Linked DNA regions of Homo sapiens: all the other regions are linked to region 3. The links are chromatin loops, found by intact Hi-C in ENCODE. Cell type or tissue: A673. All regions are shown on one strand.

The links. Peaks named below come from ENCODE experiments on the same cell type or tissue, not always from the same donor. Only the 100,000 strongest peaks of a DNase experiment are listed, where the experiment ranks them.
Region 1: it touches region 3 in a loop (2.1-fold over the local background); 9 of 110 quality-filtered maps call a loop at or near these places.
Region 2: a loop joins it to region 3, with 2.7 times the contacts of the local background. A loop is called at or near these places in 5 of 110 quality-filtered maps.

What each region holds. Positions count from the first base shown.
Region 1 is chr4:168,511,633-168,516,632 of GRCh38, reverse strand. PALLD (palladin, cytoskeletal associated protein) reads right to left here. Exons shown (of 22, transcript NM_001166108.2): 2 at 4,221-5,000. The region is part of intron 1 of LOC107986198 (a long non-coding RNA gene); the gene reads left to right. Among named protein-coding and RNA genes, the nearest start is that of PALLD, 17 kb to the right of the region's middle. In A673, a CTCF peak has its summit at 2,166 (motif pointing left); a DNase peak (open chromatin) is centred at 2,162.
Region 2 is chr4:169,483,524-169,488,523 of GRCh38, reverse strand. The region is part of intron 23 of NEK1 (NIMA related kinase 1); the gene reads left to right. Among named protein-coding and RNA genes, the nearest start is that of NEK1, 130 kb to the left of the region's middle. In A673, a CTCF peak has its summit at 2,170; a DNase peak (open chromatin) is centred at 2,193.
Region 3 is chr4:168,707,956-168,712,955 of GRCh38, reverse strand. It overlaps PALLD (palladin, cytoskeletal associated protein), which reads right to left. Exons shown (of 22, transcript NM_001166108.2): 9 at 3,809-3,928; 10 at 1,033-1,375. Among named protein-coding and RNA genes, the nearest start is that of PALLD-AS1, 62 kb to the right of the region's middle. In A673, a CTCF peak has its summit at 2,436; DNase peaks (open chromatin) are centred at 1,005 and 2,415; H3K27ac peaks cover 952 bases.

The DNA.
Region 1 (5,000 bases), 200 kb after region 3:
TCCAGTCTCCATGACTAATGAATGATTTTTGTATTACTAGGCACATCATTTCACAGTTTTTGATCCCAGTCTCCTTACATTTAAATGGTTTAAAACATACAGTTGATAAAATATTTTTAAAGGTATAAATACCTTTAAAATAAATAAATAATACCTTTAAAAATAAATAAATACCTTTAAAAATATAAGGCCTCCTTTTTATAATACCGGAGGTAATTTTGAACTAAAATTCTTCACAAATTTTTTACTAACTCACAAAGTCAAGAGTGGAGAGAACAGGGAAGGTGAGTGATGTCAGGGAACAGGTCTTTATGCTGTTTGGAAGGAGTATATGAGAATATGGGACATTTGAGCATAAGCAGAGAAAAAATGAATTCTGACTTGATTTCATTTAATGTAGTAATTCAAATTGTTAATATAATTTGCATATCATGTGAATACTACCTCAATTGTATATAACGTCCTTTTTTATGCATAGGGTTTTCTTCTATCAGCTCTTCTTTCTCTTGTTGAGATTTTGTTGGATATGCAATAATAAAGGAGGAAAACATATTTTCAGTCCTGTTTGTAGTCATAAGTGGTGTTCACACAGTGTGAGAGGGTGAAGTGACTGCATGTGAAGTACAAATGCCTTGCCTTGAAGTGACTGGCCTGGTTTTACCCTGTTGTTTCTGTTACTTCTTCCCTGAGTGGGGGCTTCTTTATCCACATTTGTAAGGTTCATCATGCCAGCTTTCAAAAGCAAACAATCTCTGTTGTTTAATCTAAGCTCCAGCCAGCTGCTTAGTAGCCCAGGCATGTTAACCTAGCAATTGGTTTCCCTAATCTGGACCCAGTTGAGTCACTAAGATTCTGCTCTGTTCTTTTGTCTTTCTGGAGCTATGGTCCTAACTTTCACTTGCTTAAACTCTTGCAAGGTAAAGGTTTCTCCCCCGTGTTCCAGCTCCTGTATCTTGATCCTACTGTCTGCTGCCATGTTTTCCTGTGACGCATTCCCTATAAGTCAGCCTGGACCTTTCCATTGGCCAACCGCCAAGCTTCTTGGCACCATACCTCACTTACCTCCCAGTACAGCTGCCAACTACCCAACACTGAGGAGCGTCTCTGCTCTCACCAACCAGTGTCTCTTGGGCTTCTGCTTATGGCTTGCTTTAGATTCTCCTGACATCTCCTTGCCTCTCCACACGTCTGTCAACTGCTTCTGTGACCTCAGGAAATGGCCTGCCAATCAATAGGTCTGCCTAAGCTCCAGGTCCTAGGTCCTCTGGACTGACACAGTCTGAGTCAGGTTCTAAAATGCCCCATTGCAGGAAATCTTTAATAAAGGTTTTCTTCCTGATAGAAAATTTCCTTCAAAGATTTTCTCTTATGACTGTCATATGTCTCATGTGGTCAAAAGAGCTCAATGTTCTTAGGCGTCTGGTGCACTTACAAATACATGACAAGGAGGATCAAGATCTTTGGAACAGAAATTTAAAAAATCCAATGAGCATCTATGCTCTCCCTCTCAAACAAAAACAGCCTCCAAACCCAAAAAACTCTATAGGATACAAACATGACCAGCTAACTTTCAACAATGGAACATTTTATGAGACTTAATTATTCTAGAAGGGCATAATTTGTCAAGTTTGGACTTTCATAGACTGCAGAATAAGAGAAAACTAGTTAATAATACTGCAGATACTAACTAAATTAAATTTTAGTTCTGCTACCCCCAAAGAGGCAGAAGTGTGAATTTGATGACCCCTAGAATCACCAAATGGTTAAGTGAATTTTAATACAGTAATTATGGTCTGTTCACCTGAATTAATCCTTCAATGCTAAATGGACTGCTTTCTGTCATTTTTTAAAGGTTGTAGTATACTTCAAGGGTTATTTTGGAAGTAAATGTAGGTGGAACCATATGTAGTTTGAAAACCTGTGGAACTGTTTTGAGTGACATGAGAATGAATGTCTAATGAAAATTATTTATTTGCAAGATTGATAGGTTAAAAAATCTAAATAGAATCTGAAACATTCATTTCTGTCAAAGGTAAAATGTAAGAAACAAATTCTTCATGTATATAAATCTGTATAAATAATCTACATAAATAACATATAAATGCAGAATTTAGAACGACATATTTAATTAAATGAACACATGAAAAAGTTTTTTACTGCCCCCTGCTGTCAGTTTCTTAAAGAATTATAGTAAAATTACTGTAAAGCTGACTCAAAGTGAATTAGTTGAACAAATTGGTCGGGGGAAAAAAATCGCCCACCTGTAATCACACCACTTTTCAGCCAGTAATGCTAATTTTTACTTCATGTGTGTGCACAATGAGGTCAGATTAAGAAACCAACACTAGCAAAGCTTGTGTTAGTGAGCAAAGGATCAGAGATACAGGGAAGTTTGTGATCTGTGAAATGCTATTAGTAAGAAAGTACCAGTGTTTCAATTCAATCTTTAGCCAGTGATGTCTACTTTACCATTTTTTTCCAAATCAAATAATTTTCAGTTAACTTTTTTTTTTTCTTTTTTTGAGACAGAGTCTCGCTCTGTCACCCAGGCTGGAGTGGAGTACAGTGATATGATCTTGGCTCACTGCAACCTCTGCCTCCCAGGTTCAAGTGATTCTTGTGCCTCAGCCTCTTGAGTAGCTGGAATTACAGGCACTCGCCTCCATGCCTGGCTAATTTTTTGTATTTTTAGTAGAGAGGGGGTTTCACCATGTTGGCCAGGCTTGTCTCGAACTCCTGGCCTTAGGTGATCTACCCACCTCAATCTCCCAAAGTGCTGGAATTACAGGCATGAGCCACTGTGCCTGGCCCTTGAGTTAACTTTTTAAATATTTATGTAATTTAGGTAAAGCATTCTGCATGAATAAAAGCAAAACTTCCCAGATAAATGAATATTCATTATTTGTGTAGTATAATCCTGACTTGTTATTTTCATTTTGCCATATAAAATTAAGAAATGAGAAATAATAAAGATAATAGGTAACACTACTGCAGCAGTTACTAGCTGCAAGGTACTGCTTTAATTTTCCCCATGTATTATTTAATCATAAAACAGAATGATGTAGGTATCATTATACTTCCCATTTCACAGATGAAGAAACTGAGTCACAGAGGGGTAGAGTAACTTGGGCAATGGAATCATGACTGGAAACCCTGCAGGGGGACTCCAGGATCTCTTTCCCCTTAACATTTTTGCTCAGGGGAAGGTATAAACTCTACAATGAAGTCAGAAGAATGTATAGAAATTCTAATGAACATGGTGGTATGAGTGCCTATTAACTCTAAGTGCATACTCCCTTCACTGTTATTTCTTGCTGTCTCCATGCTCTAGTGGCCAGAGCCTGTGTAGGAATAACGGGCAGACCTGCGGAGCTCCTGACTTGATTTATCTTTCTTTCTTAGGAAAGTTCTGCCTTCCTTCTTTGCATCACATTGAAGGGGTGTGTGTGTGTTTATGTTACTGAATATGTGCCTATTTAGTCCATGCCTGAGACTAGATTATCCATTTGGGGGATAATTTTTGTTTGGTTTTTGTTTCTTGTATATGAGAATCTTTTTTTTTTTTCTTTCCAACTTTTACATTCGGGGATACGTGTGCAGGTTTGTTACATGGGTAAATTACATGTTGCAGGGCTTTGGCATACAGATTATTTTGTCACCCAGGTAATGAGATTAGTACCTGATAGGTAGTTTTTTGATCCTCAGGCTTCTCCTACTCTCCCCCCTCAAGTAGGCCTCGGTGTTTATTGTTCCCTTTAATGCGTTATTGGGGGCTAATCTGAAGGTTGGCCTCTACACACTCGTGCCTTTCACTTCTAGATAGCAGCTAGTTTTAGCCATGCTTTCAACCGTCTTTAGCAACTCATATTCAAATATACACACACTTTTCACAGTACTTCGAGTAAATAAGTTTCACATCTTAAGTGTGCCTATTTGTTACTAGTTCCACCATCTTAGAGAACAAACTGTTTCCACTGCTCTTTGCCTTCTCAAGTCCTTTGCCTTCCTTCCTTAGCACAGAGGGTGCATGACCACAGATATATCAGGCCAGGGACAACTAGGACAACTCATAGTGGCGATTCTGGGCTGCTTCTCTCCTTGCAAGTACTCTACCTCAGTCTCCAGAGGGCTAATGACACAGGAAATCTTTCTTCCTCCCATATTAAAGTAACACCAAAGTCAACAAGATCATTTGCTATGCATAATACAAAAATTCATACCTGACTCGAGGAGTGGGGTTTCCAGTGACTCTACACTCCAGATAAACTCGGCTCCCTTCTGCTACTTCTTGGCTCCTCAGCTTTTGGATGAATCGAGGTGCAGCTGGGAAGTGGAGGGCGCTGTGGGGCTGTGGGTGAGACTTGCGGTTGTGTGGCACTGCCAAGTCCTGGTTGTCCTGGTAGCAATGCCTGGCCCCAGGGGACTTGACCTCTCTTTCCATCTCCCCTTGGTCTTCCATAGGGCTCTGGCTGGCTGAGGCACTCAGCAGGGCTGACGGCTGATTTTTAGGAGACAGGTACCCACTGTCTGGTGACGAGGACTCCCCATTTGGGCTTCTGTTTCTTGGCTTTGCGGCTTTAAATATGGATGTTAGCTCCTCAATTAAATTAGCTGCCTTGTCACACAGCTGGCTCTGGGGGCCACCCTTTCTTTGATGTGGCGTTTTGGGCTTTACGTTTGTGCTGGGAGTTTTTGCACCACGCTTTTCAGCCTTTCGGAGGCTCCGGATGTAGCTGGGCCTGGTGAGCAGGGGTGACATGGCAGGTTTCCTCTTTGAAACAGGTGAAGAGATACTCTTAGTTTGTTTCTCTGCCAGAGGCTGGACAGGTGTTGACCTGTTATCCTGAGGTCTCCTCGAGGCGTGTTCACCCAATTTGGTCTCCTTATGGGAAGGATGTTCACAGAGGCTTGCAGGAGAAGTACTGAAAATCTGCGAGATCTCCTTTTCCGAGTCAAAATCTTCTGTTTCGGAGTCGGCTATGGCTCTCCGGGCCAGGTCA
Region 2 (5,000 bases), 780 kb before region 3:
ATGGAAGAGAATAGAGAACTCAGAAATAAACCACATACCTACACGGAACTGATCTTTGAAAAACCTGACAAAAACAAGCAATAGGGAAAGGATTTCCTATTTAATAAATGGTGCTGGGAGAACTGGCTAGTCATATGCAGAAAATTGAAACTGGATCCCCCTTCCTTAAACTTTATACAAAAGTTAACGCAAGATGGATTAAAGATGTAAATGTAAAACCCAAAACTATAGAAATCCTAGAAGAAAATCTAGGCAGTATCGTTCAGGACACAGGCACAAATAAAGATTTCATGATGAAATGCCAAAAGCAATAGCGACAAAAGCAAAAATTGGCAAATGGGATCTAATTAACTAAAGAGCTTTTGCACAGCAAAAGAAACTGTCATCAGAGTGAACAGACAACCTACAGAATGGGAGAAAATTTTTGCAATCTATCCATCTGACAAAGAGCTAATATCCAGAGTCTACAAGGAACTTAAACAAATTTACAAGAAAAAAACAAAAATGTCCATTTTTACGCATTAAAAAATGGGCAAAGGACATAAACAGACACTTCTTAAAAAGAAGACATGCATGCAGCCAACAAACATGAAAAAAAGCTCAACATCTCTGATCATTAGAGAAATGCAAATCAGAACCACAGAGAAATACCATATCACATCAGTCAGAATGGCAATTATTAAAAAATCAAGAAACAACAGATGCTGGCAAAGTTACAGAGAAAAAGGAATGCATTTACACTGTTGGTGGGAGTGTAAATTAGTTTAGCCATTTTGGAAGACAGTGTGGGGATTCCTCAAAGATCTAGAAGCAGGTACACCATTTGACCCAGCAATCCCATTACTGGGTATATACCCCAAAATATATAAATCATTCTGTTATAAAGATACATGCATGCGTATGTTCATTGCAGCACTATTCACGATAGCAAAGACATAGAATCAACCCAGATTTCCATCAGTGATAGACTGGATAAAGAAAACACGGTACATATACACCATGGAATACTATGCAGCCACAGAAAGGAACAAGAACATGTCCTTTGCAGGGACATTGATGGAGCTGGAAGCTGTTATTCTCAACAGACTAACACAGGAACAGAAAACCAAACACCTCATGGTATCACTTATAAGTGGGAGCTGAACGATGAGAATACATGAACACATTGGTGGGAACAACACACATTGGGGCTTTTGAGGGATGTGGAGGAAGGGAGAGCATCAGGAAGAATAGCTAACGGATGCTGGCCTTAATACCTGGGTGATGAGTTGATCTGTGCAGCAAACCACCATGGCACACATTTACCTATATAACAAGCCTGCACATTCTGCACATGTACCCTGGAACTTAAAAGTGAAGGAAAAAAAAATCACTGCCTTAACTATTGTGATTCTTTGGCAGTATATACCTAATTTTATAAAATTTTCTCTTTGACATATTTAATGATAAAAATTGTAGTACCAATTGGGATTTAGATATGGAGAACAATATGTGATGATGGGTCCTTTTTTTGGGAGGGCCAAGTAATATAGTGTTAGGTTTTCAGCCATCACGTATGCTATATTGTGAATGAAGTATGTAAGGAAGATCGATTCAGTTTTTTAAAAGGGTAGCAATGTTTTAAGAATTAAAATTCAGTGAAAAATAGAATTAGGGAGATTCTGTCTTGGTTAGGTTGGATAAAATATTTTGAATGTAAATTCTTGTGTATTTCTGTTTCCATCTTTGTCTTATTTTTAGACTTTCCATGCACGCCTGTAAGGCTCCCCACAGGGTGTACACACTCATTGCTTCTGGCTACCTTGTTCTTATTCTTAGATATTCTTATAAAAGCATTATGGCAATACTAGTTAAGAAAATTTATTCAAATACAAATACTTTTATACTATTGGTTCTTCAAAGATAAGGTTTTGAGACATTAAATATGAATTTGATAAGATTTGGCCATGATATATCTTTAGGCTGTATAAAACTGTGTGAAATTACTCTATTCAAAATATGAAACTAAGTCATTTAATACTTTCCTAGCATACATTAAATCCTTACTAATAAGTCAGCATAAAGATGAAAATATGTTTGTTATTGATCAAGAGTAGGCAGACATCAAGAGTAGGCAGACTGGTGGTTTCATGTGTTTGTAAGCCTCGCCTCACTATTTGGTGAAATTTTGAGTTTCGTCATTTGGTGGCACTGCTGCTTAATTTTTCAGCACATGGCAAAATTGACACGTGAAGTAGAAACAGTTTTACAGCGATAATTGAAAACCTTTTGTGACAATAAAAGCAATGTTGAAAAGCCTTAAATTTATGAACCTTGTGAGAAAAATGGCTAAGAAAAAAAAAGCTTCTAAAGCATTTCTTTTAAAACTGAATTATGAAACTTTCAGGTCAATGTTTTATCTTTTTTTTTGCACATTTTTATATTTAAAACTGTGGTTAAACTTTGAAAGACTGTGCTTTGTTTGTTTTGTTTTGTTTTGAAACAGGGTCTTGCTCTGTCACTCAGGCTGGAGTGCCGTGGTGTGAACATGGCTCTCTGCAATTTCGACCTGCTGGGCTCAAGGGATCCTCCTGCCTCAGCCTGTCTATAGCTGGGACCCTTAGCACACGTCACCATACATAAGCTAATGTTCTTATTTGTTGTACAAATGGAGTCTCACTGGTCTGGTGAGACTCCATTTCTACAAGAAAAAAGAAAATTAACTGGGTCTCAAACTCCTGGGCTCAAGTGCTCCTCCTGCCTCAGCCTCCTGAGTGCTGGGATTATAGGTGTGAGCCATTGCACCCAGTGAAAAAGTATGTTTAGAATGAAATATATATTATAGATTTAGCTGGGTGATCAATTGTATAATAAAATTGGGTCATTCTTTGTTCCAAATTTTTATATTTTTCTCTTATATGAAACTTTATATTGTTTTCCTGGCTTAGTTAATTTTTGTGATATGTCATATTTGCTCAACTTTCCGTATAAAAGGCTTAGTGTAATGGTTTATCTTTCAATAATTAGAAGTACATTATCATCTTTTATCTCAAGATGTAGTTAATATTGAAAAGCTTTAAGGTTCTGATTATAAATAATACACCATGATATTTATACAGAAGGCCCAATTCAACTGTACTAATAAGTTACTTAAGTGTATGACATTAGCTTATAATGATGTTGCCACATTTCAGTAGTCATCCTGAACCACCCATAAATTTTCAGTAACTTAGTTGTCTTCTTAAGTTATTGTAAGAGTTAGTAATCTGTCTTTGTTCATTTATTTAGATTCCATGTCTGAATTTGTCTGTTTAGGTTCTTCTAATCTGTTTGGTTTAGTTGACTCAGAGGAGAGATCAGTATGCATTTGATTATAGAACATAAGCATTTACTGAAGGCTGCTGAAGATCATTATTATAAAAGTGCCAATAAATTTGTCTCTCACAATGCTCAAATTTTAATTTCTGATCATGGTTAAGATAGGAGGTTTTTGTTTTTAGTCTGCATTCTAAAGATGAGAAACTTGCATTCTGAAACTTAATACATTTCATCAGGAACTAAAACCAGACTTGTAGTGTTTAAGCCAAATAACCTTATTTAATGGAAACCAAATAAATAACAATTGCTACTATTTATTAGGTACACAGATGTGTACTTTACGTAAATTATCTCATGCAATCCCTATAGCAGAGAGGCAAAGAGTACAGCATTTCTATTTTAGAGAAAAACTGTGAGGTTCAGAGAGGATAAAAACAATGAAAAATCACAGGACTGGTGAGTGTTTTGGGATTTGAATGTACAACTGTCCTACTTTATCTGTGTTTTATGGCCTTCCCGAACAATGAATGGCTGACCATTGGCTGCTCTGCGAAGGCTGTTCTCACTGGTGCCCCTCTTGGCTTTACAGAGTTAGTTCTTTCTATATTTTTTGTTTCATTCTTCCCCAGATCGTTTAGTACTTATCTCTTTATTTTTTTCTCTGTAACATACTGATTGATTTATGTGTTCTTTTTTCTTTTCTAATTTACAGTCCCCTCAGAGAAAATATTGTGTCTAATTCATTTTGGATATCATTATCTAGAACTGTGCTTGGCCTTAATAGGTATTAATATGTATTTTAATTTATTGATAATTTTTGTCAAATATTGTGGATTTGTCTTCTCACAGAAATCGTGTCAGATTGATGTATCGAAATAGCAGGCCAAACGCGGTGGCTCACGCCTGTAATCCCAGCACTCTGGGAGGCCAAGGCAGGCAGATCACGGGGTCAGGAGTTCGAGACCAGCCTGGCCAACATGTGAAATCCCATTTCTACTAAAAATACAAAAATGTGCTGGGCATGGTGGCACATAACTGTAATCCTAGTATGTGGTAGAGAAGTGATTACTGATTTAAATAAAAATAGCAGAATGTGTTCATTCAAAGTATATTTCTTTTAAGTAATCATCTAGAGAAATAACATATTTGTTCTAAAAATACTGCTACTATTCAGAACAACTTTGGAGCTTGTTTTTATTCTCTCAGTGTATGAAACCTTATTTGAATTTATATACTATAGTAATTAAAACAAACAAAGTTTCAAAATATTTAGATATAATCTTTCAAGGTGATAATACTGTTAGGTGAGCTCTAGATATTTTTAAAAGTTATTTGTAGTAACTTTTTTTTTTTTTTTTTTTGAGACAGAGTCTCACTCTGTCGCCCAGGCTGGAGTGCAGTGGCACAGTCTCGGCTCACTGCAACCTCTGCCTCACGGGTTCAAGTGATTCTCCTGCCTCAGCCTCCCGAGTACTTGGGACTACAGGTGTACACCACCATGCCCGGCCAATTTTTTGTATTTTTAGTAGAGAGAGGGTTTCACCATGATGGCCAGACTGGTCTCAAACTCATGACCTTGTGATCCACCCGCCTTGGCCTCCCAAAGTGCTGGGATTACAGGTGTGAGCCACTGCGCCCGGCCTATTTGTAGTAACATCTTAAATATCAGTATACTTTTTCAATAATACTGAACTATGGGACTA
Region 3 (5,000 bases):
CAAAGGTAAGGTGTTATTCTAATTCAAATATCTTTTAAATTCTAACATTTCTAACAAATGAACTGATCACAGAGAGAAAAGAGTAGGCTAGTCAATGCTAGGGAAATAAAGAATAACCCCTAAAGAAGCCCTTCCTGCCCCAAATCAAAAACATCAGATATGGGTAAATAGAAGGGGCTTTCCTAGGTTCTGGCAAATACATTCTCATGGGAATGTGACCTCATAGAATACATACACATTCACTATGACTCTTACATTTCCACTAACCTCTGGCAGGGCAGTAATTCAGGGTCTCTTGCGCTATGGTAGAACCCTTTGAGCTAATTTATTTCTGCCTCTCTCTGACATTGTAATGGCTCCATTCATAACAACTCTCTGCTGTGCGGTGCCAATGGAAACAGCTCATGCAAGGTTTATCATCCTAAGAAAATAATGGACATCAACTGTGAAGATGGTATTCATGGAAATATGCAGCTCCATGGAATTCCAAGCCAAGTAGCCTGTGTTGTGAAGGGCGCTCTTCTTGCCCACAAGCCTGCTTCCCTCCAGTTTCATTGCCCTGCCAGGATCTGCACCCTGAATTTCCAGCCTCAGTTTTTAGTCTTTCCCCGCTTGTCTATATCAGATCTTCTTACTGATACTTAATATTTAAAGTAACAAATGCAAAGTACTTATACTCACTTTTTGAAATGCTTTTAATAAAGGGCTGAAAGTAGATCCCCCTTTTCCATGGCCTCCAGGGAGTGGCTACATCCTTAGCTGTATGTTGGAAGCCCACACTGGGCACAGATATTTTCACAGCCATAACCAGTTATAGCTTTCAGCAAAGGGCAGATTTCACCAAGCTTTTCATTTCCCTTCTTTATTTTTAGGTGTCTTTTATATTGTTGAAAGACACCACTTGGCAGCAAGGTCCCATGAGTCAAGGCCAACTTGCCACATAGTTGAATACAGGCAAAAGTTTTTTTCTCACCAGACAGGAAATGTAACAGGGGTATGGAAATTATTATAAAACCATGCAGAAATACTCACAGTTTTGGTTTGGCAAGCAGAGGTGGTGGCTCCTTAGTGGGTGAAAGCAGGACAGCTGGTGTTGGAAGAGATTTATTACTGTTAGCTTTGCCGTTAATCAGTCCATTTACTCCACGGCTGGGATGGACTCCGTTCGTTTCCCTCTCAGCAGCATTGAATTGCATTTGAAGGGCTGCCCTGCTCAGGCCTAACTCAGGGTTGTTCACCTGCTGGATCTCAGATGGTTTCTTTGAAGCCAACTCCAAGGAACTTGTCTCCAAGATTGGAGGGGGAGGTGGAAAGTGTTGGAAGTGGTCATTGTTGGATTCTCCCATTGACTCGTAACTACAGTTTTCAGTGTTGGCTAAGGAAGGGGAAAGAGAGGAAAAACATAAGAAGATGCCACTAGTTCAACAAGTGATTTCACACTGTCAGAGTCTTCTGAGAATCCCTGTGTTGTGTGAAGTTGTTAAAGAAGAGGTGATTGTGCTGCTCTCATCTGACGCAGAAGCACTGCCAGCTGGAGGGCCTGGTTCTTTCAAGCTTGTTTTGAACGAGTGCTACCGTTTCATTTCCTGACTGAGCTCACATTTGGGGAACCCAGCTACCGAATCATAAAAATTCCAAACAAGAGCTAAAGATAGAACTTGGCAAAAAAAGTGACAACACAAACAGTATCAACCAACAATGCTTTGTCCTCTCACGTTTTGGTCCATGGGTCCGACTGAACATCCTAGCTGTCACTACTCAAATTGGCTCAAGCTGTAAAGGTTTTATGTGGATATTCATCTAAAGCTAGGGAAGGTAAACCTTGGAGTCCAAGTAAAATTTCATAATCTCATAAAAATATTTTTTTCCATATTAGGTGATTGCTCCAACTATAACTCAGTACGAAAGAGATTTTTATTTGTTGCCCTCAATAGGCTGAAAGCATCTTGAGATCACGTCTTTTTTAGATTCTGCACCTTGCCCACACAGCCCAGCAGAGCTCCTGGCATGCACTCAAAAATGCTTATTGAGGTAAACAAAAAGCTCAGAAATAAAATATTTGTTGATTATGTTTGACCTATAGCAGATTTACTGCAGAAACAAATGGAAAATATTACACACAAATTTTTGCCACTCAGACTTATAGAGCCCAGGGTTTTGGCCATATTGTTTAAACACTGCACTCCTGCTATGGCCATTTGATGGGACAGTGTTGAAGCCAACTCGGAATCAAAACGCTGGGGTCCTCTTTGCTCTGTAACTCTGATCCTGACACTTAGGTTTCTTTCAGCACTTACAGTAGTCATTCACAGAAACCATTTCCCACTTAAGATGACCCTCCCATTTCTTTTCTTAATGAAGATGAAAAAGCATTTACAGTTGCCACTCTAAGGTCCCTAAATAAGTTTTGGTTGTGTCTCTGCTGCCACCTAGCACCAAGTTCTTGCTCTTCTGAAGGAATCCAAGTACAATTCAGTTGTTCTCTCCAAGTCCGTATCATTTAACAAATGACCCATTTATTGATTCCCTACTATGTACATTATGTTCCAGGCTTGGTCAAAAACATATTTTAAAAATATCTTTAAGATGAATGGCAGAGATGAGGCAATTAAAGTAAGCTAATGCTCATTAGTAACTAGAAAACAGACAAATAAAAAGAAAAGAAAAGAAAAGAAAAAGAAAAAAAGCTGTTTCATATTGCCTTCCCTAGTGGTAAGTTTTTGAGTTTAGAAAATATCCATATATTTTTGAAAATTGACTTCAATAATACAATACATTGCTTTCTTTTTCATATTAGTTATATACTATCATTGATACAGACTATCAGTGAAATTTGAGTTTGAAGGCCTTTACAGCTTCTCTGAGTTTTATCTTGTATTACATTTTATACAAGAAGGCTTATCTTGTATTACCTTTTCAGAAGTTTCAACAGTGGATCAGACAATGGCTTATTTGTACAAGTATCTCCAGATCTCATGTGTTGGCACTGCTGAGAAAGTGACTGCACCTCTGATGCAGAGGTGGCTTTCCAATGTGAATATGATTCTAGGTTAGCGGGAGGATGTTAGGAAACCAGCTCCATCGTTTCCAAGACCAAGACTGCACGATTTTAAAGAAAGCCCCCTGTGTGTTCAGTTGCTACACGATCATTATCTTTTTGTTTGTCATCTCCACTTCACTCCTTCTTCTCCCCTCCCCTAAAGCCTTTGTTTCACGATGAACTTAGATTGTTAGGGTGACTCCTGGAGTGGCCAGATTCCTGAAGGCTGAGCTGAGCTCTCTTCCTGGGACAGTCGCTTTGTCCCTTCCTTCCTTCCTTCCTTCCTTCCTTCCTTCCTTCCTTCCCTCCCTCCCTCCCTCCCTCCCTTCCTTCCTTCCTTCCTTCCTTCCTTCCTTCCTTCCTTCCTTCCTTCCTTCCTTCCTTCCTTCCTTCCTTCCTTCCTTCCTTGATGGAGTCTGACTCTGTCACCCAGGCTGGAGTGCAGTGGGATGATCTTGGCTCACGGCCACATCCACCTTCTGGGTTCAAGTGATTCTCCTGCCTCAGCCTCCAGAGTAGCTGGGATTACAGGCACGCACCACCACACTCAGCTAATTTTTGTATTTTTGGTAGAGACAGGGTTTCACCATGTTAACCAGGCTGGTCTCGAACTCTTCACCTCAAGTGATCTGCCTGCCTCGGCCTCCCAAAGTGCTGGGATTACAGGTGTGAGCCACTGCACCTGGCCAGGACGGTGCCTTTCTGCTGTGGCCATCCACACTGGTGCTGGGGAACAGAACCCAGTCATTTTTTTTACTCCTCACATACCTGAGGTGACAACCAGCTGGGCAGTGCTGGTTGCTGATCCATAATCATTTCTTGCTGAACATGTAAAGATCCCTGCATCTTCAGGGAAAGTCTCAGCGATAACTAGGGTGCAAATCTCCTCTGGAAGTGAAGAGAACAGAATCATTCATCAGAGTTGAACCATGAAGTCACTTTTAAGAAGTGAGACCCTCCACCTTTCCACAACAAACAAATTAGGTTATGATTATTACAGATTCACTTTACAAAAGTGTTTACAATAGAATCTCTTTACATTTAATTTAGCAATTCTGCCTAGCAGAAAAAGCTTTGGAGGTAGACCCATTCTTTGTGATGTTGGACAAGAGCAGTCTCGGTGTCCTCATCTATAAAATGGGGATAATACATACCCAATGGGTTATCTGTGAAGATAAAACGAGATGTCTGCAAGTGTGCAGCTCTGTATTTTGCATGTAGGAGTTAAGCTGATTGCATGTCAGAGTTCTTTCTGTACATACAGCTACCTCTTATATCTGCTCAGCTGCAAACCAAGCAGTGGGGAAAATAAAGCTCTTCTGAAATGTTAACCACGGGGGAAAAAAGAACATGACCTGTATATGTTTGACCTGTAGACAACTATTCTGGAAGGTACTGTTAAGTGGCATGGCAGTGTTGTAGGGCATGAAAAGCCCAGACTCGAAACAGCTGCCAGGGCTTGAATGAGGGTCCTGCCACATCTTGCCTTTGTGACTTTGGTCAGTCTCCCTGAACTTCAGTGTTCTTCTCCGTAAAATGGAGACAATAATAGAAGCTACCTCACAGAGTTTGTATTAGTCATGCATGACACACAAAATTAACCACCACACGGTTATTGTGAGGGGGATGATGATGATGATGATGACGATAACAAGAGCTGACAGCTATATAACCCTTACTATACACTAGGTATTGTTACCAGCACTTAACATAGATTAAATCTAATCATCATGTCAATCTTATGAGTTATGTAAGTTTATTATTAGCCCATTTTATAGGTAGAAAATGGAAGCACAATAAGGTTAATTCACTTGCCCAAGGTCACACAGCTAATAAATACTAACATAGGGATTCAAAGCAAGCTGGGGTCCAGACTCCAAACCCTAACCACCACCTACTTTTGTGATATGACATACTGTGCTTAGGACATTGCCTGGCACAGAGCAAATGCTTCATAGCC